Regions from separate parts of the Homo sapiens genome. Here regions 1 and 3 are each linked to region 2. A link is a loop called in an ENCODE intact Hi-C map of the cell type or tissue named here. Cell type or tissue: IMR-90. All regions are shown on one strand.

Region 1 (8,000 bases), 200 kb after region 2:
CCTCACACCTGTAATCCCAGCACATTGGGAGGGTAAAGCAGAAGGATGGCTTGAGCCCAGGAGTGCAACACCAACCTGGGAAACACAGGGAGATACTACCTCCACAAAAATTGAAAATAAATTAGCCAGGTATGGTGGTGCATGCCTGTGGTCCCAGCTACTCAAGAGGCTGAGGTGGGAAGATCATTTGATCCTGGGAGGTTAAGGTTGCAATGAGCTGAGATCACACCATTGCACTCCAGCCTGGGTGACAGAGCAAGACCCCATCTTGAAAAAAAAAAAAAAAAAAAACTAAAAAAATTTATTTTTATGGTGGTATCCAACCTCATTTCCCCCCCAAAAAAAATCAGCCAGATGACATATGTATTTACACGGTAAAGTTTACATCAGAAAATAATCATATAAAAATAATTACTTTGAATGCATTTAACTATACAAACAAATTCTTTATTAGTCTCCTTTAAAGGACAGAAAACCAATTATTTAAGGCCAACAATATATTAAACACAGCTTCTTTACACAAAAGATCATTTGCTTTCATTCCATAGTAATTAATTTTTACTCATATCTGATATAAAGTAATTTTAACCTGTTAATGATTATAACAATATATCTAAAATATATTCAGCTAAGTCTTGGCCTTTGATACCCTAAAATTTACAGCAAAATATCACTTTATAGTACCCCAAAATTATTTCATTGAGGTATGAATATAGGATATAAGCAAGTGTAACAATTTTGTGATTTAAATGACATGTTTGCTTAAATTTTTTTTTAAAAAAAGAAAGAACACCTCTACCTAAGAGAGCAAATGGGTTTTTAAAACATTGGATGAGAGGTTTAAGTATTTCTCACTTAAAAGTCTTATTACTGATCGTTATAGATTCTTTGTAAGGCTGAAAAATTGTTAGCCAACAATGTCAACACTAAATTTTCCCAAATATATCTCTTGAAATCATTGAAATCATTTGAAAAATTTCAAAAGCTTTTCAGCAAGATGGAGCACTATTTTATCATAACAAGTTGTAAGGCAAATTTCACTGTCACTAAACCAATAGAGAAAAGTATCTGTTAAATAAGCAGATTGAGACTTCTCAGTAAATACCTGAAACTAGCAATGGACACAAATGATGAAAAATCAAAATTTAAGATCTTCAATTGAAACGTGTATGAATAATCCAAATAAACCACTGGTTGCCAATAGACTTCCTAGTTATCATACGTACCTTTATACTATTTTTTAAAATCTTATATATGTGACAAAATCCTCTATGCCTATGATAGTGTGTATAGTGATTACTCATATAATGAACCAGAAAGATCAGAATTATAAAATAATCCTCTATTGTGTCTTGATTTCTTAACTCTTCAAGCTAATAGAAGAATCTGCAGACTATGAACATTAGACAGCAATTCCAACACATTTAATTACCAATTAATTTACACACGAAGTTGCAAATGTCTGTTTCTTCCTGTGTCCTTTGCCTATTCCTGAATAATGATCTCCTTCAAGGGATAATTCTATCATAGAATGTCCCATAGTTCATTGTTTCTGCTTACCTGCCATTTTACCCAGGTCTGGAAGACAGGCACTATACTATTCATATTTGTATGACAGCACCTAGTACAATGTCGGGATGGAGCAGGGCCTTAATAAATTTTAAATAAGCAAATGGATGTATAAATACATTAATGTGAAACAAATTTTCAGTACTCTGTAGTTCGGTTCTGTGTAGTTCTATTTTGAATAACCAAATCACCGAATTCAAATTTCAAACAAAGATTTATTTATGCAATAGTACAAAGAGTGCTCATGATTTAAAAATCTCCCAAATAATAATTAAGCTTTCCACATATACCTTAGGAAATCATTTAATTAAACTAATCCACTATTAACAAGTTTTTTCATTGACTTTAAACCAGGCATTCAAGATCAACTTTGGTTTGACCAAAATATATATCTACATATCAGCATAAGTGCCAGAGTTTATGGGGATTTTTTAAAGTACTTTCATCTTGACCAGGTTTCTCAATCTTGGTACTAGTGACATTTTAGGACAGACAATTATTTGTTGTAGGCAGCTATTCAGTACATTTTTGGTATTTAATAGATTGTAATAAGCCATACACTAGAAATTTAGATGCACACTTCACCAACAAATATGACTGAATAGCAACATAAGACTAAAGGGTATACCATTTGTCAAGTTTGAGTCACAAGTAGATATTATTTAACACTTGATTTTGAGCAAATATTTAAGGTGTTAAGGGTTAAATGGAGATTTGCCTCAATTATTGCATCTGCTAAATAAGACTAATCAACTATTTACTGAACACATAGTACATGTTATGTGTGTTTCACTGGGTTGTTGGGAAGAAAAAAATGAGACCAGGTGTTTTTGCATCCTACGTAAATTATAAAGTGTTATATAAATGCTTATGGTACAAAGTTTTAAAATAAAGTCACTAATATGCACATGCTACATGAATATTGACTTTTATTCTTCACATTTCAGTATTGTCTGAAAGCCTCTGAGTTTAAGAATCAGTTTTCAGAGACCAAGGTCAGTGCTTCTGGTGAAGAACCAATTTAGCCCCCTATCAGAGGCTTTTAACTTAAAATTCACAGACCTAATCACAGATCCTCAAGGTATGGATGAGTAATTAAGGAGGCCTGAACTTGGACATCTTTTTCACAAACTCTATGAGATTTAGTATTTCCTTCCATTTTAAATGAAATAAACAAGAGACATAATAGTAGTTCCTGGCCAGGCACAGTGACTCACGCCTCTAATCCCAGCAGTTTGGGAGGCCAAGGCAGGAGGATCGCTTGAGCTCAGGAGTGCGAGACCAGCCTGGGCAACATAGTGAGATCCCCATCTCTACAAAAAAAAAGTAGAAAAAAATTAGCTGGGTGTGGTGGCATGCACCTGTAGTCCCAGCTACTTGGGAGGCAGAGGTGGTAGGATGTCTTTGGCCCGGGAAGTCAAAGCTGCAGTGAGTCAAGATCATGCCACTGCACTCCAGGCTGGGTGACAGAGTGAGATTTGTCTAAAAAAAAAAAAAAAAAAGTAGTTTCTGTGTCTTTGTCATAATAGAAATAACAATTATTTTTATGCCATGTTACATCTGTGGCATGTATCTGGAAATAACATTCATGTTCTTCATTACTTTGAAATTACTGTAGCTTTAGATCTGCAATAAGGTTTTGTTTTGCTTTGTTTTGCTTTGTTTAGAGACAGTCTGTTGCCCAGGATAGAGTGCGGTAGTATAATCATAGCTCACTGCAGCCTCGAATTCCTGGGCTCAAGCAATCCTCTTGCCTTAGCTTCTTGAGTAGCTGGAACTATACGCATACACCACCACATCTGGAAAAAAAATTTTTTTTTGAGACAGGGTCTCACTATGTTGCCCTGATTGATCTCAAATTCCTGTCCTTTGTCCTCAAGCAGTCTTCCTCCCTTGGCCTCCCAAAGTGCTGGGATTACAGGAGCCACTGTGCCTAACTAACATGTTTTTTTTGTTGTTTTTTGTTGTTGTTGTTGTTGTTGTTGTTTTGAGACGGAGTCTCACTTTGTCGCCCAGGCTAGAGTGAAGTGGCGTGATCTCGGATCATTGCAACCTCCGCCACCCAGGTTCAAGCCATTCTCCTGCCTCAGCCTCCTAAGCAGGTGGGACTACAGGCGCGTGCCACCATGCACAGCTAATTTTTGTATTTTTAGTAGAGACGGGGTTTCACCATGTTGGCCAGGATGGTCTCGATCTCTTGACCTTGTGATCCACCCGCCTTGGCCTCCCAAAGTACTGGGATTACAGGCATGAGCTACAACGCCAGGCCCAACTTTTTTTAATAACATGAACAGGCACACAGGCCAGTCATGCAGACAACCTTGATATTGATCTCTTTAAAAAATAAAACTTTACTTTAAATTGCCCATATTTAAATATATTATCTTGCTATATGAGTCTTCAATAAAGAGGAATATATCTTACAATACACACTTGTAAATATATTTGTTAATATTTTGATACCTATATTTAATTACAAGTGGTTTCCTTTGTAATATTATGTATACTGTTTATTTAAAATCATTGATTTAAGGAGACCACAGACTTCATCAACTTTCCAACTTTTGTGCCTTTGGCACAAAATATGTTGAAAACTGTTGCAGAGGACTGTTTCAGTTTCTTAAGGGATATATACCTCAGACATGATATTCCCAGAAACACCACAAGATGGCTTTCTTGCTTCAGATCCACTGTGGAGATTTGCAGAAATGTTTTCTCTCTGCTTTTACAGTTACTTTATGGGCGGTTGTGAAGCTCGCTGTATTGGTCAGTTTTCCTAAGAAACTGAACCTTTATATATATGAAGAGATTTATTATGAGAGAAATAGTATAATTGGCTCACATGATTATGGAGGCTGACAAGTCCAAAGACCTGCTGCCAGCAAGCTAGAGACCCAAGAGAGCCAATGGTAATGGTGTAGATCCAGTCTGAAAGCCAGGAGGTTCAAGACCCAGGAAGAGCCCACATTTTAGTTTGAGTCCAAGGGCAGGAAAAATTTGATGTCCCAGCTTCAGGACAGTCAGGCAGGAGAAGTTCCCTCTTACTCAGCTTTTTCGTCCTTTAACTGATTGGATGAGGCCCACCCACATTAGGGAGGGCAATCTGCTTTACTCAGTTCAAATGTTCATCTTATCCAGAAACACTCTCACTGACACTACAAGAGTTACAAGAGTAATGTTTGAACAAATGTCTGTGCACCCTGTGGCTTAAGCAAGTTGACAGATAAAATTAATCATCACACTCACAGATATCATTGAGTGAATGCTTACAATGCATACAGGAACTACCCCAACGAAACAGTGGCTTGTCAGGTATGATCCATAGTCTCATTAGGCTTACAATATAAAGAGCTTAACAGGATATTATATGAAAAGCTACACAAATAACTATAACAATTGTGATAAGTACAGGGAAAAGAAAAGGAAGAACTTAATTTAGACAGTTAGAGAAATAGTTCACTGAGGAGTAATGTCAAAATGCAATCTGAAGGATGACTAGAAAGAGTAGCAGTTGACCAGGTGAAAAGTTGGGGGTAGGTAGAGAAGAAACAGCATGTATATAACCCCTAATGCAGAAAAGCTTGGCTTCTCAGGGAAAGCGTAGGGAAGGAAACTGCACCAACTGTGAGAAATGATAAAAGATGAGCACTAGAAAGAAAGGTACGAACCTGAGTGGGCAAGTCCTAGTTAACCAGGTAAGAAGTTTCAAACATTATCCTAAGTATGGGAAGCCCCAGTACCTTTCCTGACTAGTTATTCCATTTCATAAAAATGTTGTGAGTTTAGCAATAGCCAACCCGCATGTTTATCACTCACCGTATTAAGGAATCCACATACTAAGGCTAGCTCAGATTTTAAAAAAACAAAAGGTGGTGGGTAGAACAATGCTTCAGAACTAGTTTCAGACTACCAGGCAAATCATAGATGGCTCAACCTGATATCATGATTCTTAATCTGTTTTCGGTGTCTCTATAAAATTCACATACATACTCCCACCTGAAACATTTTTCTTTATAACATTATCTCCTATCTACCACACTAAGGGCATATCTGATTCATGTCCTGTATCAATAACATTTTAACTTATGAAAATTAACTTTAAAAAATACTTCATACAATATCTCTAGTATATAATGAAAACACTGGTCACTGGCAACAGTGGTTGCCTTTAGGGAGGGGAACCAGCTAGCCCAGACACAGAAGTGGCAGACATACTTTTCACATTATTATATCTTATTTTTATAAAGCGAATCTATAAGACTATTTTTAAAATATTAAGAACCATTCACCTCAATTTTCAAGAATATTACATTCATATTTAATATTTTCATTTATTAAATCTCATTCCTTTTGCTTCTGGCAGCTCTGGCTATGGTAGAGACTGCTAATTGCCTACGACAACATCTATTTCCCTCTTCCTTTCCAGGAACAGAATCCTAATATTATTTGGGGTGGCAATGCATTAAATAAAAGACATTTCCTGACTCCCCTGTAGTTATATGTGACCATATGACAGAGTACTGAACAATGAGTCCTAAGTGGAAGTATCATGTGAAATGTGGGGAAGGCTACTTTAAAAGAGGGGACTTCACTGAAAAGCAGGCCTTCTTGTAATTCTCTCATTTCTTCCAGCAGCCATCTTGGAATGTGTAGGTGGTATCTTTTTTTTTTCTTTTGAGACGGAGCCTTGCACTGTCACCGAGGCTGGAGTGCAGTGGTGCGATCTTGGTTCACTGCAACCTTCACCTCCTGGGTTCAAGTGATTCTCCTGTCTCAGCCTCCCAAGTAGCTGGGACTACAGGCGCCCACCGCCATGCCCAGCTAATTTTTATATTTTTAGTAGAGATGGAATTTCACCATGTTGGCCAGGCTGGCCTCGAACTCCTGACCTGAAGTGATCCGCCTGCCTCAGCCTCCCAAAGTGCTTGGATTACAGGCATAAGCCACTGCGCCCAGTCTGTAGGTGGTATCTTTAGACCTACATACTCAGTTAGGACCATGAAGTGATCCTGAAGATGACAGAGCAGCAAAAGAGAAGCCTACGTTCCTGATGACTTTGTGGACCCACAGAACAGTTTATCTTAATTAAGCTGTATCTTAGTTAACTCACTTTTATTTTGCTTTTTTGTTATATGTAGCAAAACCTAATCCTAAATGATATAGTGGTCATCCTTATACCCATTAAGGAAAAGAGATTCTCCAACACACATTCAACAGCATATAAAAGAGGTTATTGTGCATTTATCCCACAAGGTAGGATGTGAACTCCTGAGAGGTTATAGCAATATCTGCAAGGTAAAACAGTGTTACTTCAAGAATAATCCCTGATTCATTCATTCAACAAATTATTACAGAATACCTACTACATTCCAGGCCCTAAGAGCAACTATGTTGAAAGATAAATCTATGATGCAAAACAGTATAACACTCCTTCCCACATCCACAGAGAAATTTTTGTTGTTGTTGTTGGGTTTTTTTGTTGTTGTTGTTTTTGTTTTTGTTTTTTGTTTTTTTGTTTTTAGTTTTTTGTTTTTTTGGTTTTAAGTAGTGGACAGTTTAATAGGCACAAAAGAAGGGGAAAGAAAGAAAGAAGCTTCCCTGTATGCAGACAGGGAGGGGGGGCCCAAAGCCAAGAGAGGGAACCCCAAAGAAATTCTGAACGTCGAACTTGCTCTTCTCCTTCACAGCACAAAAAGGGGCACAAATGAAGTATGTAGATATCAAAAAGGCAAAACTTCTTTCTAAATCCTTAGAACACAGACATTTTATAAATTATGTATAGAGTTTTTGTCTTACATGAACCATTTCCACACAATAATCTTTATTATTAATATTGATTGGTATAGCAACTATGTACCCAGTAAAAAGGGAAAAAATGTTGAGTGTACATTTGGGAACCAATTGCCTGGTATTTTTCTTCTCCGAACTTAAAATCAAGTTAGACTGAGTTTCACACATTCATACCTTAAAAATAACAACCTGAGGGTCTGGTTCTGTGCAAAGTGGTAGCTATAGTATACCTTGTCTCTCCCACTAAATCCAACAATAATCCTTGTATAGAATGCGTTGAGCAGCTATTTGAAGACTGAAAAATACATGATAGCAGAAGAACTAAGGAAGAAGATTAGAATCTAAAGTACGACAAAACCAGATTAAGTTTCCTGGCATTTTTTCCTCCAATATGGCCTGGCTTTTTTTTCTCTCTGCTGTAATCAACTGGCCTTGACTCAAAAGCAGCAGAAAAGCTGGAAGTGCAATTGATTGTGTACAAAGACTGCCAAGAGAAGCCTTATCTTTCTGGTCCAAGAATCAGAAAGGGGGTGCTTAAAGGTCAGAGAAGGAAGAACATCCAATATTCTTTTCCACCTCTCTAGTCCCAACTCCCAGGTAATCCCACGGGGATGGCAGAAGCAATAACCACGACAGATGCC
Region 2 (8,000 bases):
TGTCCTGACCTGGGGGAGCAGAGGGTCTGGGTACAGAAATAAGGACTGGAGCATTATCAATGTCAAAAAAGGAGTTTGGAGTTAAATCCCGTCGGTGACTAAGGACTTCTGACCAGGGACATTTAGGCAGAGGTAAGATGGAAAGGAGAAGGAGGTAAAGTTACTAGTATAACTATTTGTTTGATTAGTATTGCTCTACATATTATACAAAATATTATAACATATAATTGTAGGGTGTTGACCATAATTTTATAATAAACTCATCATTTAACTCATTAATTTCTTGCCTTTGTAACAGGATGTTTGCCCTAGAATTGGTCATCAGGGTCCCAAACTTCAGGACAAAGATACGTTAACTATTCCACACTATCAGGAAGTCACCAAACAAGTGGGGCTTGCCATCTACCTCAGAAAGTAGAATCAGCCCTGCCAACCCCACAAACCACAGCCACCCCCTTCCAGAAGGCTGAGCTAGTGAGAGGCAGGGAAATTTGCTGGAACCATGGTTTGGCCTACTGGGTAATGTAGTGGCTTTTTCCTCCCCTCTTCTTGGTGCATGCTACTCCTTCTTAAAGGCTTATGGTGTCCTCAAGGAAAGACTGGGGGGCATTCTTTTCCCCTCCTCAGCGTGAGCAGTTATAGGTATGTGTACTTAAGCAGAGAAGAGAATGGGAAAGGGAGAGCCAGACAGACAGGGTGGCTGTAAGCTGTATACATTCCCATCAGTGGATCTGGTATGGGTACATGAGTTTCCAAGGTCAAGCGGCCATAGCAGAGGAGGCCTCTGCATCCCTGGGGACCTGAAGAAGTGTAAGGAAGCTAGGCTGAAGCCAGACATCCTACATCAGAGGGCCAGATTTGGACCCTGCCAGAGAGAATTAGTGGAGTTAATAATCGAGTTAATAAAAGAGATGTTTGCCCTTTTCCATGCCCTTCCTTCTTTTCTCCAACGTATTTGAAGAAGTAGTCTTTAACAAAAAGAGGGAGGAGGTTTCTCAGAGTCGAGCCAAACATTTCCCCCCAAATTCCTCAAAGTGCTAGCTTCAGAGAAAGAGTAAAAGAACAGATGGGTTTTCTCTAACTGCTACTGCAGGCCTCTCCTACTGCAGGGAGAGGACATGACATTTGAATTGGATATAACATTTTGAACTGCACAGATGTTTAATTGTTGTTCACTGATGTATTCTCAGCACTCAGAATAATGCCTAGCATATGTTAGGTATTTAATTAAAAGAATATTAAAAGAATGAGTGAACTGAAAGTTATGGGCTCTTACCGAAATGGCACTAAGAGAAACAAGAGGGAGAGCTGGTGGAGAATGATTTAAAACAATGACTGGGGCAAAATAAAACCATTTTATGTTAATTGCTCCACTGAATTGAAACTTTTAAAAAACTTTATTAATTCTTGTTGTTCTGCAAAGGAGATGTGGCAGATTTAAATAATAATTTCTTAGATGTTAAAGCAAAAACTTTTCTGGGTGTCAGGTATTGGTATTTAATTGGATAGAACAAAATGAATAGCACAATGTTAAAAAGATGTCAGAGCATGGTGGTTGAAGGCTCAGGCTCTGGTGTGAGGTAGACCTATGTTTGAATTCTAATTCCATCAATTACTGTCTGTTTTGTATTTGGGCAAATTAATTAACCTTTTTAGACCTCAGTTTTCTCATCAGTAATACAGGACTAATAATACTTCCTAATTCATAAGGATTGAATGAAATAAATGCCAGCAAACAATTTACCACAGACAGTGTCTGTCAGAAAAGTATTCAATTAAACTTAGCTATTTTGTTTTATGTATGTATGTATGTATGTATGTGAAACAGGGTCTCACTCAGATTGCCTACGCTGGAGTGTAGGCAATCTCCCTTAGCTTGGGTGATTCTGCCGCCTCAGACTCCCGAGTAGCTGAGACAACAGCTGTGTGCCATCATGCCCAACTAATTTTTTTTTTTTTTTTTTTGTATTTTTAGCAGAGATAGGGTTTCACCATGTTGGCCAGGCTGGTCTCAAACTCCTGAGCTCAAGCGATCCACCTACCTCAGCTTTCCAAAGTGTTGGGATTACAGACGTGAGCCACTGCATCTGGCCAGCTATTTTGTTTTAAAAAAGAACCAATAGGCAGCCCACATGGCCAAATGGAAGCAAAATAGCTTCTGGTGTCAGATCTGGCTCTACAGTGTATAGATTGTTAGCTATTTGATTTGGGGGCAAGTTCTATAACGAATCAACTTCAAGTTTTTTCAACTATTTATATGACATAATATGTGTATTCCACCTATAAACACCAGGACACTGCTGGCATTCAATTTCATTGTTTCTTCTCTAGGATGTCACACAAATGTCATTTTAAAGAGATTGGAGACAGTCACAGGATAGCTGAGTAAAGAAGAATCATTCTGAATCCTTACTCTCCATGTGTGACTGTCCATGATGATTATCTAAAGGGTCCTCTGAGCAGATATCAGAAAGGAGTGGAGCAAGGCAGATGAGAAGACACCAGCCTGTGATTCAGGAGAAGTGGTGTGAAGATAGGAGGCTGAGATTTGTCTCCCAGGTGTGAACAGGATGTGAGGAGTCTATTCCCAGGATACACTACAGACCACACAGGGCCAGGAGGGCTGATCACCAGAGGTCCAGAAGACTGTCTATAGTGCCAGGAAAGCCAAAAATCTCTTCATGATATAAAAATGTCCAGAAATATTCTTTGAGATTGGTGCTAACCCATGACATTTCTAGTTCCATAAGAGATTCAACTAGTATTTTGACAATAATCCTAACAGTTATTAAATTTGTGGTTGCAAAACAAAATATTCAGAAATATCTCCTATATGTTACTTTTGTTAACTACAAAATATAATCTAGACAAGAAGTACTTTTCTTCTTTTTGGGGCCATCTGGTAGTGAACGTTTGTGGTATTGTATTTATTCCTCTTGCTAAGATACATGACTCATTCTATTTAATCCTATTCAAAAAGTATTTACTAATTTTCTGCTTTGTGCCTAGCATGGTGCTAGATACTACTGAAGTTTTAAAAGAAGTATATGGAAGACTCTCTGTCTTTAAAAAAGATAATCTACAGGCCAGGCGCGGTGGCTCATGCCTATAATCCCAGCACTTTGGGAGGCCGAGTCAGGCTGATCACAAGGTCAAGAGATCGAGACCAGTCTGGCCAACATGGTGAAACCCCGTCTCTACTAAAAATACAAAAATTAGCTGGGCGTATTGGCATTGTGCCTGTAATCCCAGATACTTGGGAGGCTGAGGCAGGAGTATTGCTTGAACCAGGGAGTTGGAGGTTGCAGTGGGCCAAGATCACACCACTACACTCCAGCTTGGCAACAGAGCGAGACTCCGTCTCAAAAAAAAAAGATAATCTACAATTTAGTTATAAAGGCAACACCTAATCTTTTACAATAGGAAGCTCTCAGGAGTGTATCATAACCAGAAATAAAATTAAATGTCAAAGTGTGTAATAAAGACAGTCATGGCTACGGAGAAAGATCAAGATGAGCTAGACTTGTCACAAAAAGATTCCAGGATGTGGTGGTATTTAAGCAGTACCCTAAAGGAGAAGCTTAGATCATTGGAGAATAATTCTCAGGTCTTTCCAGACAGGATAAGAGATAAAGCAGTTACACAGGCATACATATGCATGGTGTGTTTGAAGGCTATGGGATGAGGGAGAATGAAAAGAATGTCAAGCTTCTAAGCTTTGCTGCCTGCTTGGAAAGGGGGTATCACTAATAAAAATGTGAATGCTGACAGTGAGGAAAGATAAGGAAGGCTTTCATAATGTTGTGTTTAAGGACACAGTAGGGCATGTCTGTGGAATTACCCAACAGGCAACTGGAGATATGGAAAAAGATGAGAATAGAGATACACAGATTTGGCCACTACTAGAATGAAGATAATAGAAATGAATGAATGAATGAGATCTTTGAAAGCATAAGAAAAAGAGAAGAAAAAACTGGTAACAAAAAATGAATGCTAGAAAAAAAACTCTTACTTAAAAGGGAGATGAAAAGGAGACAAGGAAAATAATGAGTGGGACATAATTTAGATGATATAAAAAACAGGAATATTGTGTTGAAGCCTAAGAGAAAACCAGTAGAAAGGCCAAGAGATGCAGCCAGAGAGATCACTAGCTATGATAAGAATTAGTGATGTGGTATGTTGACAACACCACATTTTTTTTTTCCTTCAAAGTGTTTTTTGGTAGTGATTATTACTTTTCTTGGAGAGTAAACTGAAAATATTTTTCACGGAATTTGTCACTAGAGGGTGCTAGAGTTATTTAAGAAAGAAAACACTGACTACTGCAGGTAACCAAAACTCTGATGTGCCTATTCTAAAAGACAATGATTACATTTTCCTTAATGCAAAAGCTACTTTTACATGCTCTCTTAGTAATTAGACATCCATTTATGTTTAACAAGATTTTCTGAGTTAAAGAAAACCTGTGACATCAGCTGGCATGCTTTTTAATGCAGTGAAGAAAACGACAGGAGAACATTATTGCTTCCAAGCATCTGTTCTCATAGAATGACACCGGGTGCTAGCCACCAAGATTATGCTCCTTTAGATCACATCAGTAACATAAGAATCTTTGTCTACATTCTTGGGGTTCCTCTTCACAATGGAAAAAATATTTGCAGGATAAAAATATTTGAATATCAATCAAGTTCTTTGGATCAGTTCAGCTGCAAAGGTTTAATCGTAAGAAAAGAAATTCACTCAAGTTTCTCATCCATAAATGGTTACCTGTTCAAATCTGAAACATGATATCAACCTGATGAACATCAACCTGATGATTATCAAAAAGCTCATGATTTTATAAATATATGCCCAATCACCGTATCATCCTGCTGAGGCTTGGGAGGAGGAGGGAAACTGATAGGAACATGCAGCTCATGATATCTCTTGTGCCAGGAATTATCAAAGTCCTTTGTCTCTGACCTAAGAGTTTCATGTCTTCTGTCAATATCTATGAAATTGTGGCTAACTTGTTAGCTTGCAAGTAGAGTAAAATCTCAGATCTTTCACAGTTTCATGACAGTACAAGATTCCCCAGTGGGCCTGCTTTGTGATGTTCTGAGAATCTTTCCTCAAGGCCCAGACAGAGCTCACTTCTCCTATTCTTTTAATGATTTTATAAACAACTAATTTCCTATTTTGATCTAATTTCTGCTTAAATACTAGGGTGGTTTCTGTCTCCTGTACTGAACCCTGAATAATAAACATGTCCACTATACCATATCAGACTTTCACTTTAAACCTTCAAAATGCCATTCATTATTAAGCACTGTTCTCAACAGGGAAATATTTACCACTTAATCATCATTTGGAAACAATTTTGTTTTTGCTTTTTTTTAGGTAACAATCTAGCTCTGTAGCCCAGGATGCAGTGCAGTAGTGCAATCGCAGCTCACTGCAACCTCTGCCTCCTGGATTCAAGCAATTCTCCTGCCTCAGCCTCTTGAGTCAGGGGGGATCACAGGCACACACCACCATGCCCGGCTAATGTTTGTATTTTTAGTAGAGATGAAGTTTCACCATGTTGGCCAAGCTGGCCTCGAACTCCTGGGCTCAAGTGATCTGCCTGCCTCAGCCTCCCAAAGTGCTGGGATTAGGGGCATGAGCCACCACACCCAGCCCTGGAAACAATATTTTTAATTGTCCCATCACTGTCACAGAACTTGATCTGATGTGTGAAGACACAAAAATGTTCCTCTTAAGAAATCAAAAACACAATTTTTCTAATGACTACTGAAGAAGAACCTTTCGTTTGTGAGTCAGTATGAACATGCTACCCACCCCTTATACTCCACTGGGAAGTTCTTCAGACTTTACTTCTTTCAGAGAGTAAGCTGAGATGCTAGATAAATAAAACATTAGACAACCTAGGCTGAGCACACTTGGTATTTTAAACCCTTGGTAAACTTAGAGGATTTTACAATACCTCAGCAGTAGTGAGGAAAATATTATCTGTGATCTGCCTCAATCCACACGCCACAACACCAAGAGCAACTCCAGGGAACACATAGGAATTGTTGCCTTGGCCAGGATATAGGGTCTGTCCATTTGGAAGAGTGACTGGATCAAAAGGACTGCCACTGGCAAAAATTGCACGTCCCTACAACAAAGACACATACAACTCACTTTAAAAAGAAGCAGAATATTTTAAAACAAATGTATCATAACAGAACTACCCCACAGCCTAAATTATAAGTACTTAGAAAGAAGTCTAGTTTTTTATTAACTTGCTAATAAGTCTGGACAAGCTTTTGTGATGTTGTGCAACCAGTTCTGGAATGGGTGATTATTACTATTCTCTGTCTTACTCTTTACTTCCAGGAGGAGCATGCAAAGTACAGGATGCCCTAAGACCATCACTCTATTCTCTGCAGTGGTTCAACCGATAGGCTCATCAACCATTTCTATATAGGCTTCCAATTATAGACATCTGAAGATAAAAAATGATGGGCTAATATTTAAGTATTGAAAATAATGATATTTTAGGTTGGGGTTTAGGAATCGACACATTTCCAAAATAAAAACTGGGAAAATCATATATATTTCTATATTGTAAAGAGTTATGTGGGCTAGGCACAGTGGCTCATGCCTGCAATCCCAGCACTTTGGGAGGCCGAGTGGGGCAGATCACTTGAAGTCAGGAGTTTGAGACCAGCCTGGCCAACATGGTGAAACCCCATTTCTACTAAAAATATAAAAAGTGGCTGGGGAGTGGTGGTGGGTGCCTGTAAGCCCAGCTACTTGAGAGGCTGAGGCAGGAGAATCGCTTGAACTCAGGAGGCAGAGGTTGCAGTGAGCCTAGATCACACCACTGCACTCCAGCCTGGGCGACAAAGCAAGATTCCAGCTCAAAAAAAAAAAAAATAAAAATAATAATAATAATAAATAAATAAAATAAAATAAAATAGTTATGTGGAGAATCACATAGGAAACAAACTCATTGGCAGGAGTAGAATTGGCAAGGAAGAAGAAGATTAAGTTATCAATATTTTTCAACAATTGTCTTCATTTTGCCTAGTATTAATATTTTGTCATAATTGTTTTGAGGAATCTCATGTACTGCTTGCTTTAAAAAGGCATGAACTTGGCTGGGCGCGGTGGCTCACGCCTGTAATCCCAGCACTTTGGGAGGTCGAGGAGGGTGGATGACTTGAGGTCAGGAGTTGGAGACCAGCCTGGCCAACATGGTGAAAGCCCATCTCTACTAAAAATACAAAAATTAGCTGGGTGTGGTGGTGGGCACCTGTAATCCCAGCTACTCAGGAAGCTGAGGCAGGAGAACTGCTTGAAACTGGGAGGCGGAGGTTGCAGTGAGCCGAGATCGTGCCATTCATTGCACTCCAGCCTGGGTGACAGAGCGAGACTCCATCTCAAAAAAAAAAAAAAAAAAAAAAAAAGGCATTAACTAGGGCCTGTTAGGTGCTGCATTTCATATTGCTAATCAAAAGAACATTTGTCTGTGATGGTGAGAGTGGACATCTAGTTGAGAGTATTTAGGCTTCAAAGTAGGAATCAGAAACCCTAAACAAATAAAGCATCACAGTCTAAGAAATCTATTTGAAAAGTCTAAAGCATCAAATCCCCAAGGCATAGTTTAAACGATGACAGAATGGGTTTTAACTTTCATATCTCTTGGATCTAGAGTCTAAATAATGATATTAATATTAACCTATTTTTAGCAAATGTCATAATATACCTTTTAGTTGTTCTTAAAGTTGTATAACAGAAATTCAACCTTCTTTGAGAGACAAAAAGATGAAAATAGATGAGGCAGAAAAACAAATTCTCATCTAGCTGTTTATAAGACACTGTTATGTTTTGCACAGAATTCGGTTTTGTTTTCAGACAAGTCTGATACCTTAAGCTCTTTAGCAGATAAAACATTTTGTTATAAACAACTTTCTAATGTAACTAAATTATTACTTCATATATAAAGGTTTTGGAAAATTATATTTGAGAAA
Region 3 (8,000 bases), 160 kb after region 2:
AGGTTACATGGCAAGTATTTTCCAATACATCAAGGAATGAAATCTGTAACTTCAAGTTTATGACAAAAGTGTAAGATACACACATTTCATACTGAAAAAGTTTATACTGTGGAAATGTATCAAAACTAATATTTTAATTTTCCCAACCCTTTATAAGTATCTCAGATTAAATGACTTTAAGTGAAAAAATAACAGATATTAGACCATTTGAAAAATCTTGGTAAAGACTTTTGGAGACAGTTTTCAGAAATTTAAAAAGTGATGATTATGATGATGGGGTAACAAATCCTTTTGAAATTCAAGTGGCTTCTAATTCTTTGCTTTCAACAATTTTGAAGGAGAATATAATCTAGTTGTCAACTGGCACATCAATTAAAAATAAGTTTCCATAATATATCTCTACATGTTTTTTGGCACATGACTTGGAAACAGTTCTAAGAATTAAGTGACACTGCTAAACAAAACTCTTTGACATTTAGTAATAAGAAAGAAAAAAACAACTTTCTATCAAAAATGTCTTTTCAGAAAGAGGAATGATAATCATCTGGCATTGATGAAATTACCAGTCACTCTCAAACATGCAATTGCAGACTTGAGAGCATAGTTTTTGGAAATACTTAAATTTAACCCAATATTTGGCAGCATACTGGCAATCAAAATAACTTAAACTTTTAAACTCCCAAATATATAATATAATAATTTAATTTAAAAGGGAGAGGTACTAGGTTGGTAAATAATTATTTGAAAAAAAATGTATATGAAGCCTTTGGGATCTCAGCCTTCAGATTTCCCCAAGATCTTGCTAATTAACTATGTTCATAGCTGGGAAGGCAAAGGGATTGGTGTTTAGAAAGTATTTTTAAAAAACAAAGACTCAAATTATGGTTTTAGTTTGTGATCTTTTTTTTCCATTTAAACTAAAATAAATTGCTAGTGGATTCAAATAAATTTAAAAAGGTTTGAGGCAATAATTAATAAAGTCACAGATTCAGTAAAATCATGAAATTATTCAAACCATAGAAAAATGAGAGGAACCACAGAGATCCAGAAGACAGGCAAGATTTACTCTGTTTTCTCTGAGCTGCAGTAAGGTGCCCCATACCCAGGGGAGGAAGAAAGTGTGAGACTCTGCTAAAGTGGGTCAGATTATTTTTTTTAAAGGACACGAGCCCTCCACTGAGCCTAGGAGGAACTCAAGGGCTAACAACTATCTAAAATGTGTGTTTGCAAGACTCATTCATTAAAAATAATTAATACAATGGGGGGGTGGGGAAAAGACAGGAAAAAGATGTTCTAAAGAAAACTACTATAATTGAGCATAAAATAGTATATAGGCAAAGCTCAATAGGAAAAACTGAATTAGTTCTCAATTCTAGCAAGAGAGAAAGAAGAAAAAAAGGCATTTCTTTGATTTTGAGAGGAATTTATCAAATGGGTCTTTATATAAAGCACATTGAACAACATTGTAGACATTGTTTCTAACCACAGTTTCAATGAAAGATATAAAAGAATTTTCTCTACTTGGTATTTTTTTCTCATATAGACCCTGACAAAAACTAGATACAATGAAAGTTACATATGCCTGTAAATCAGGTTGAATGAGTCAGAAATAATCTTTGCCGAAGACAGTTTGCTATATTGTTAAAGTATCAAACTAGAAGGTATCTTCTTTATTCAGATATTTATATTTGTCCATTGATTGGAGAAGACATGAGAGGGAAGGTTTTTTCTTTCTTCCTCTTTTTTTTTTTTTTTTAACCAATTCAATGTGGCAGTTAGCAGATACTTGGACAACAGAAATCCTTCATGTAACTCTCAAACTGACTGAACTGGCTTAATACATAAATGAGACTTTCAGCAACTTGTTCATCTGTTTTCCAACCACAAGGAATTCTTCCTACCATAGTCATTAGTGGTTTTCTCTGGGTACAAACTAAAGAAGACTGCCCTCTGGGATTGCTTGAGGTTTTTGTTTTGTATTGTTTTCTAGCATGTACCTCATTTCCAAATAAAAGCAAGAAGAAAACAGTTCAATATATTCTTTGGCATTGCTCATGATGGTTACTTATTTATTATAGAAATGCTCTAATTACTTCCTTATTTTCAACACTAATAAAATGAATTTCATTAGTGTAACTTTTCACATTTTAAAATAAACTCTGCTCTATTTTGTTGCATGAGAAATAATGAAAAGTAATAAAGAAACCATACTACCATCTCCAAGACTTTAACAGTCACATGTTAGGAATGTCTTATAACTGCAAGATAAGTCACAAGCTAAATTTGGTAAAGAAATAATCTTTGCAAAAAGAAATCTACAACATCAGTATCTTATTTATCTTACTAGAAAAATTAGTGACCTCATCTGCTCATGTGAAAAAGAAAGAACTCCCCAATATAAAATAGATTGTTTTCTGGGTGAGGACTTTCTTGAGAAACTTTATATAGTTTAAATTATCACTTAGATTTAACACTTTCCACCTGTCTTCAGAAATACTTGTATTTCCTTTAAGGTACTAAATATGATATACTAGTCGTGAGACAGAATAACATAATAGCTTCCTTTGCATTCTATGAATGCTTGTAAACACCGTTTTCAGTAATTTTTATATGAATCTTGATTTGTTAGTGTCTTAGAAATATCTTCATTAATGATATTTATAATACATAATTTACATTTGCTTGGTTTTTTGAAATCCAGTTCTTAAAATTATTTTTTTAGTTGATGAGTCAGATGACATCCATCCTTTTCCATTATTATATATTACTAAATACATGTTATAACATTAAACCAATTATGTTCCAATGATAATTTCTGTAATCACGTTTCAAACTAAGTTTCAATACGTAGAAACTTCTGCTTTATAAGAAAGAATTTGATATTTGAGAACTGTACGTACATTTGAATTGTAGATAAATCAGTTTTTAAGTTCTATATACCTCTTGTCAAAAGAAAGGTTTAAGAGGGAACATTTTACTTAAACAAAGTAACAATACTCATTTTACAGAAGAGGAAACTAAAGTTCAGATGAGACATTTAGTAAGAAGAAATGGAGGGATTCAAACCAACCCTCTTCAGGTCCAAAGCACATACAAGGCTGGCAATGTTTGTCATAGTTTATTGCCCATTTATTCACTTAACAAAAATTGCTAATTCTACTAAGTTCAGGGGTATAGCTGAAAGATACAGAGTTGCTACCCTCAAGAAAAAAATCAGTCAGTAGATAGAAAAGAAAGTCAGTTACTACACCATCAATATGAAATAGATTGTGAAAATGCCCAGGGGATTTCGAGGGCATTCAACTTGGGGTAGGGACATGAGTGGGAGGAATAGGAAAGAGATGACAGAGAAGCAGGCAAAGAAGTCAAATTACAAAAATCCTTGAATATCATGCTAAAGAGTTTGAATTTTATCATGGGGGAAATGGGGAGCCATTCAGTTATTTTAGTCAGGAGAATGACATAATTAGATATATCTTTTTGAAAATCCACTCCCTTTTGACAGTCTTCAAGGGTAAATATGCAGTAGTAGTCCAGGAAAGAAACAAGAAGAACCTAGCTAAAAAAAAGTGGCAATGGGGATTGAAAGGACAAAAGAGACTCAATAGATAATTAAGGGATACAATTTCTAATGCTCAAAAAGGGAAAGGAAGGGGAAAAAATCCTGATTATCTCTGAGGTGTTTGCTTTAGTAACTGAATGAATGATGTTGCACCTTACAATGTTAGAAAACCTGGGAGCCTGGGATGTTAGGCTGGGGAGTGGGTAAGTGGAAGTAGTTGTTTGCCATATTAAGATGAGCTACTTAGTAGTTGAAAATACGAGTAATAATCTTAGGAAAAGAAATCTAGGCTACAAATATTGACTTGGAAATTCTCCAATTACATGTGACTAAGAGAATATATAGAATAAAAAGAAAATAGAACCCAGAATAAAACCTTGGCAAGAACCAACATTTTAGTGGGTGGAATGGATCACTGCAGTTAGCTGAACAGATTAAGAAGGAAATAATTGAAGAAAGGAAATGTATTAGATATAGTTCATGGAAATAAAAAGCTGAACCAATGAATTCATGGGGAACATGGAGAGAAATATCTGAGATAAGGAGGATAAGGCTGCAGAGTGTTTACATTCTTGTAACTGCAAGAGTGAGATGAGCCAAAAACACAGCTGGAATGAAACACTGAGGAGCAGAAGGCCCAGCCGAAATTGAACTGTGCAGGCAGAATTATAGCACTCCACCCCCACATTAATAATATTTTAATTAAAAAATAGGTGCACAGAAATGAAATGAACAATACTTACTGGCTTCATAGAACATGATCTAATTGGCTCTTCTGGGAGGGCAAGAAAGGATTGGTTCAGGATGGATTTGTACAGTGAGTAAAGGACAAGATAGTGAGGTGATTGACTTGGGCTATAAATAAAATGAACTATATTAAGCCTGCAAGCTTAAGAAATTCTTTTTTTTTTTTTTTGAGACGGAGTCTCGCTCTGTTGCCCAGGCTGGAGTGCAGTGGTGCAATCTCAGCTTACTGCAAGCTTGAGAAAGTCTTATGTACAGGAGACCTTCTTATCTCCAGCTGATGTATTTAGAGTCTGTGTATATACCTACATGCTGTGTGTCCATATCCCTATCACCTCACCTACCTATAGCCATCAGTACAGGACTACAAGACTGTGGAATTATTCCCATGTGAACTGGTTGCTGCTATTGGCAACTCTGTTAGCTTACAGCTTTTCTTGATTTCCTTGCTCCATATCTTAAGAGGATCAAGTGCATTCAAAGCAATTAAGAATTGGAAAGGGATCCAATACTGCAAGTCTTCTTAGTGCCCTTTCCATTCCATTCTAGCTCTCATTTCTAATATTTTATCCACATGGCAGCCAGAGTAATCTTTTAAAACTTTAGTTAGATGCTGTCTACTTTGAATATTCAATGGCTTTTTAAATGGATTAAGCTTTATAATGAAACTCTATCATGACCCACACACCCTGCATGAGACTGCTGTCTACCTCAAACTTCATCTCATGCCACCTCCCCAGTCCCAGATCTTTTGAACAAGCTATCCCCTCAGGCTCAAAGGTTTTTATTTTTTCCTTTTTTTTTTCCCTGATTTTCACAAGCTGCTTCCTTATCCTTCAAGCGGCAGCCTAAACTATCTCCTTACAGGCACTTCCCTAACTATACTGTGAAAGGAAATCCCCTGTTATTGTTTATCATTGTCCTCTGTTCATTTCCTTCATAACACAAACAGTACTCATGTATTTCTTTGTTCACTTGAATATTACCTGTAAATTCCACAAATGCAGAAATTAAGTCTTTATTTACCTATTCTCAATGCTTGGTAAAGTGCCTGGCATGCAGTGGACGCTCAATAAATTTCTGGTAAAGGAAGGAAGGAGAAGGGAAATAATAAGCATAGTCAATAATTTAAAAGACTGTAAAGAAATGGCAAGGTTGGGAAGAAAAAGCAAGAATCTTCCGGAAGAATTGAATGGTCAATAATATTATCTGACAATTTCTAAAATTAGGTTTAAATGTTAAATTACTATAATTAATCCAGTCAGTATTAGGAACTTTTAAAAGTGAAACCATAGTAGAGCAATATTCCTAAGAAATATCTGCTAGAATTAAGCTCCTCTGAAAAGCAATATATGAAACTCTTCACAAGTAAACACTCCAGTATTTGAGAAAATAATCTTAATTAACAAACATAATACATCATTTTACCTTTTGAAAATCAGAACACATATTAATCAATAGGGAAAGGTCCAAGGAGCTACATGATAAGAGTGCTGCTTCTCTGAGCAACTCAGAGTAGAGTTGGAAAACATAATCAATCTAAGATAAGAAGACTCAAGATTGGTCTAGGAATATGTATTGGCTATTTTCATGTGTCAACCTAGCTAGGCATAGTACCCAGATGTTTGGTCAAACATTCTAAATGTTTCCATGAAGGTAGTTTTTAGATGATACTAATATTTAAATCAGTAGATTCTGAATAAAACAGATTACCTTCCACAATGTGTATGGGCCTCATCCAGTCAGCTGAAATCTTATTAAAAAAGACTGACCTCCCCCGAAAAAGAGGAAATTCTGCCAGCAGACTGTCTTCAGACTCAAACTGCAGATTTTAGACTTGCGAGCCTCATGGGACAACTCCTTAAAATGTATACACACATACATATACACACATATACATACATACATACACACACACATATATACTATTGGTTTTTTTTCTCTGGAGGACTCTTACTAATGCAAAGTATTAGGAGGAAGAAAACAAGTTCAAGCCCCAACTCTGGCACTTACTATCTGGTGATACTTTCCTCTGAATGATTGTTTTACATTATAAAATGAGCAGGTTTTAAAAATCAACAAATAGCAAATGTTACTGACTCAATCTCTACATATCACAGCTCAACTATTGTTTCCAAATAAATGTGGACTCAAAATGTACAGAAAATAATTTTATATAACCTCTTCTTCATTTATTCACTTTAAAACTAGTACAAGCACCCAATTAATTAAGTATAAATAGACTGTTGTTCTGATAAACTCCAAAGTACTTTTCATGGTAAAAAGCACTGGAAAGAATCCTAAGGTAACACTGATCTCATCAGGCAGATGGCATTTATTTGGCACGTTGACAATAAAAATGAACTTATTTAAAGAGGGAAATAATATACTTGCACATTTTCAGCTTTTAAAATAAATTACCTCATTTCATAGTGAAAATGTTTTATTTCACAAGGCAGCACTATTTTTGTAAAATATGATATTCTCCAAATTATTATAAATGCCATTAATTCAGCCACCAATCATATTAAGATCAGGGTTTATACTGTTAAATGAGAAACTTCTTTGCTTAGAAAAAAATAAAATTTGATATCCTTAAGGATTTAAGTAGATAACATTTAATTTGGAATCCTTCTATCAACTATTTTATAAATTTTACCATAGCAAAGATAAAATATTATTACAAAATATACAATAAAACATATAGTATTGAGTTAAAATTGACAATTTGCTGCACCCATGTTGCTGCAAAGTACATGATTTCATTCTTTTTATGGCTGTGTAGTATTCTATGTGTATACGCACCACATTTTCTTTATCCAATCCACTGCTGGTGGGCATCTAGGTTGATTCCATGTCTTTGCTATTGTGAATAATGCTACAACGAACATACCAGTGCATGTGTCTTTTTGGTCGAATGGTTTATTTTCCTTTGGGTATATACCCAATAATGGGATTGCTGGGTTGAATGGTAGTTCAGTTTTCAGTTATTTGAGAAATCTCCAAACTGCTTTCTACAGTGGCTAAAATAATTTACATTCCCACCAGCAGTGTACGAGCATTTCTTTTCTTTGTAACCTCACCAACATCTGATTTTTTTTAACTTTTTAATAATAGTCATTGTGACTGGTGTGAGATGGTATCTCACTGTGGTTTTGATTTGCACTTCTCTGATGATTACTGATGTTGAACAGTTTTTCATGTCTTCTTTTGAGAAGTGTCTGTTTTTTGCCCACTTTTTAATGGGATTGTTTGGTTTTTGCTTGTAAATTTAAGTTCCTTATATTAATAGATTCTGGATATTAGAGCTTTGTCAGATGCATAGTTTGTGAATATTTTCTCCCAATCTGTAGGTTGTCTGTTTATTCTTTTAATAGTTTCTTTTGCTGTGCAGAAGCTCTTTAATTAGGGTCCTTTTTTCGTTTTTGTTGCAGTTGCTTTTGGGAACTTAGTCATAAATTATTTGCCAAGGCCAATGTCCAGAATGGTATTTCTTAAGTTTTCTTCTAGTGTTTTATAGTTTTAGGTTTTACATTTAAGCCTTTAATCTATCTTGAGTTAATTGTGAAAGGAAGGGATTCTGTTTCAATATTCTACATGTTGCTAGCCAGTTATCCTAGCACCATTTATTGAATAGGGAGTCCTTTCTCCATTGTTTGTTATTGTTGACTTTGTCAAAGATGACCTGGTTGTG

What was found. A loop is a pair of places that touch in the nucleus more often than their neighbours do. Peaks named below come from ENCODE experiments on the same cell type or tissue, not always from the same donor. Only the 100,000 strongest peaks of a DNase experiment are listed, where the experiment ranks them.
Region 1: it touches region 2 in a loop (8-fold over the local background); 36 of 110 quality-filtered maps call a loop at or near these places.
Region 3: it touches region 2 in a loop (4-fold over the local background); 4 of 110 quality-filtered maps call a loop at or near these places.

The regions. Positions count from the first base shown.
Region 1 is chr6:83,413,841-83,421,840 of GRCh38, forward strand. All of the region lies in intron 1 of ME1 (malic enzyme 1), which reads right to left. Among named protein-coding and RNA genes, the nearest start is that of ME1, 13 kb to the right of the region's middle. In IMR-90, a CTCF peak has its summit at 4,236; a DNase peak (open chromatin) is centred at 4,251.
Region 2 is chr6:83,217,795-83,225,794 of GRCh38, forward strand. ME1 (malic enzyme 1) reads right to left here. Exons shown (of 14, transcript NM_002395.6): 12 at 5,966-6,139. Among named protein-coding and RNA genes, the nearest start is that of RWDD2A, 28 kb to the left of the region's middle. In IMR-90, a CTCF peak has its summit at 4,277 (motif pointing right); a DNase peak (open chromatin) is centred at 3,707; H3K27ac peaks cover 306 bases.
Region 3 is chr6:83,376,936-83,384,935 of GRCh38, forward strand. The region is part of intron 3 of ME1 (malic enzyme 1); the gene reads right to left. Among named protein-coding and RNA genes, the nearest start is that of ME1, 50 kb to the right of the region's middle. In IMR-90, a CTCF peak has its summit at 3,960; DNase peaks (open chromatin) are centred at 1,896, 2,266 and 4,136; H3K27ac peaks cover 1,069 bases.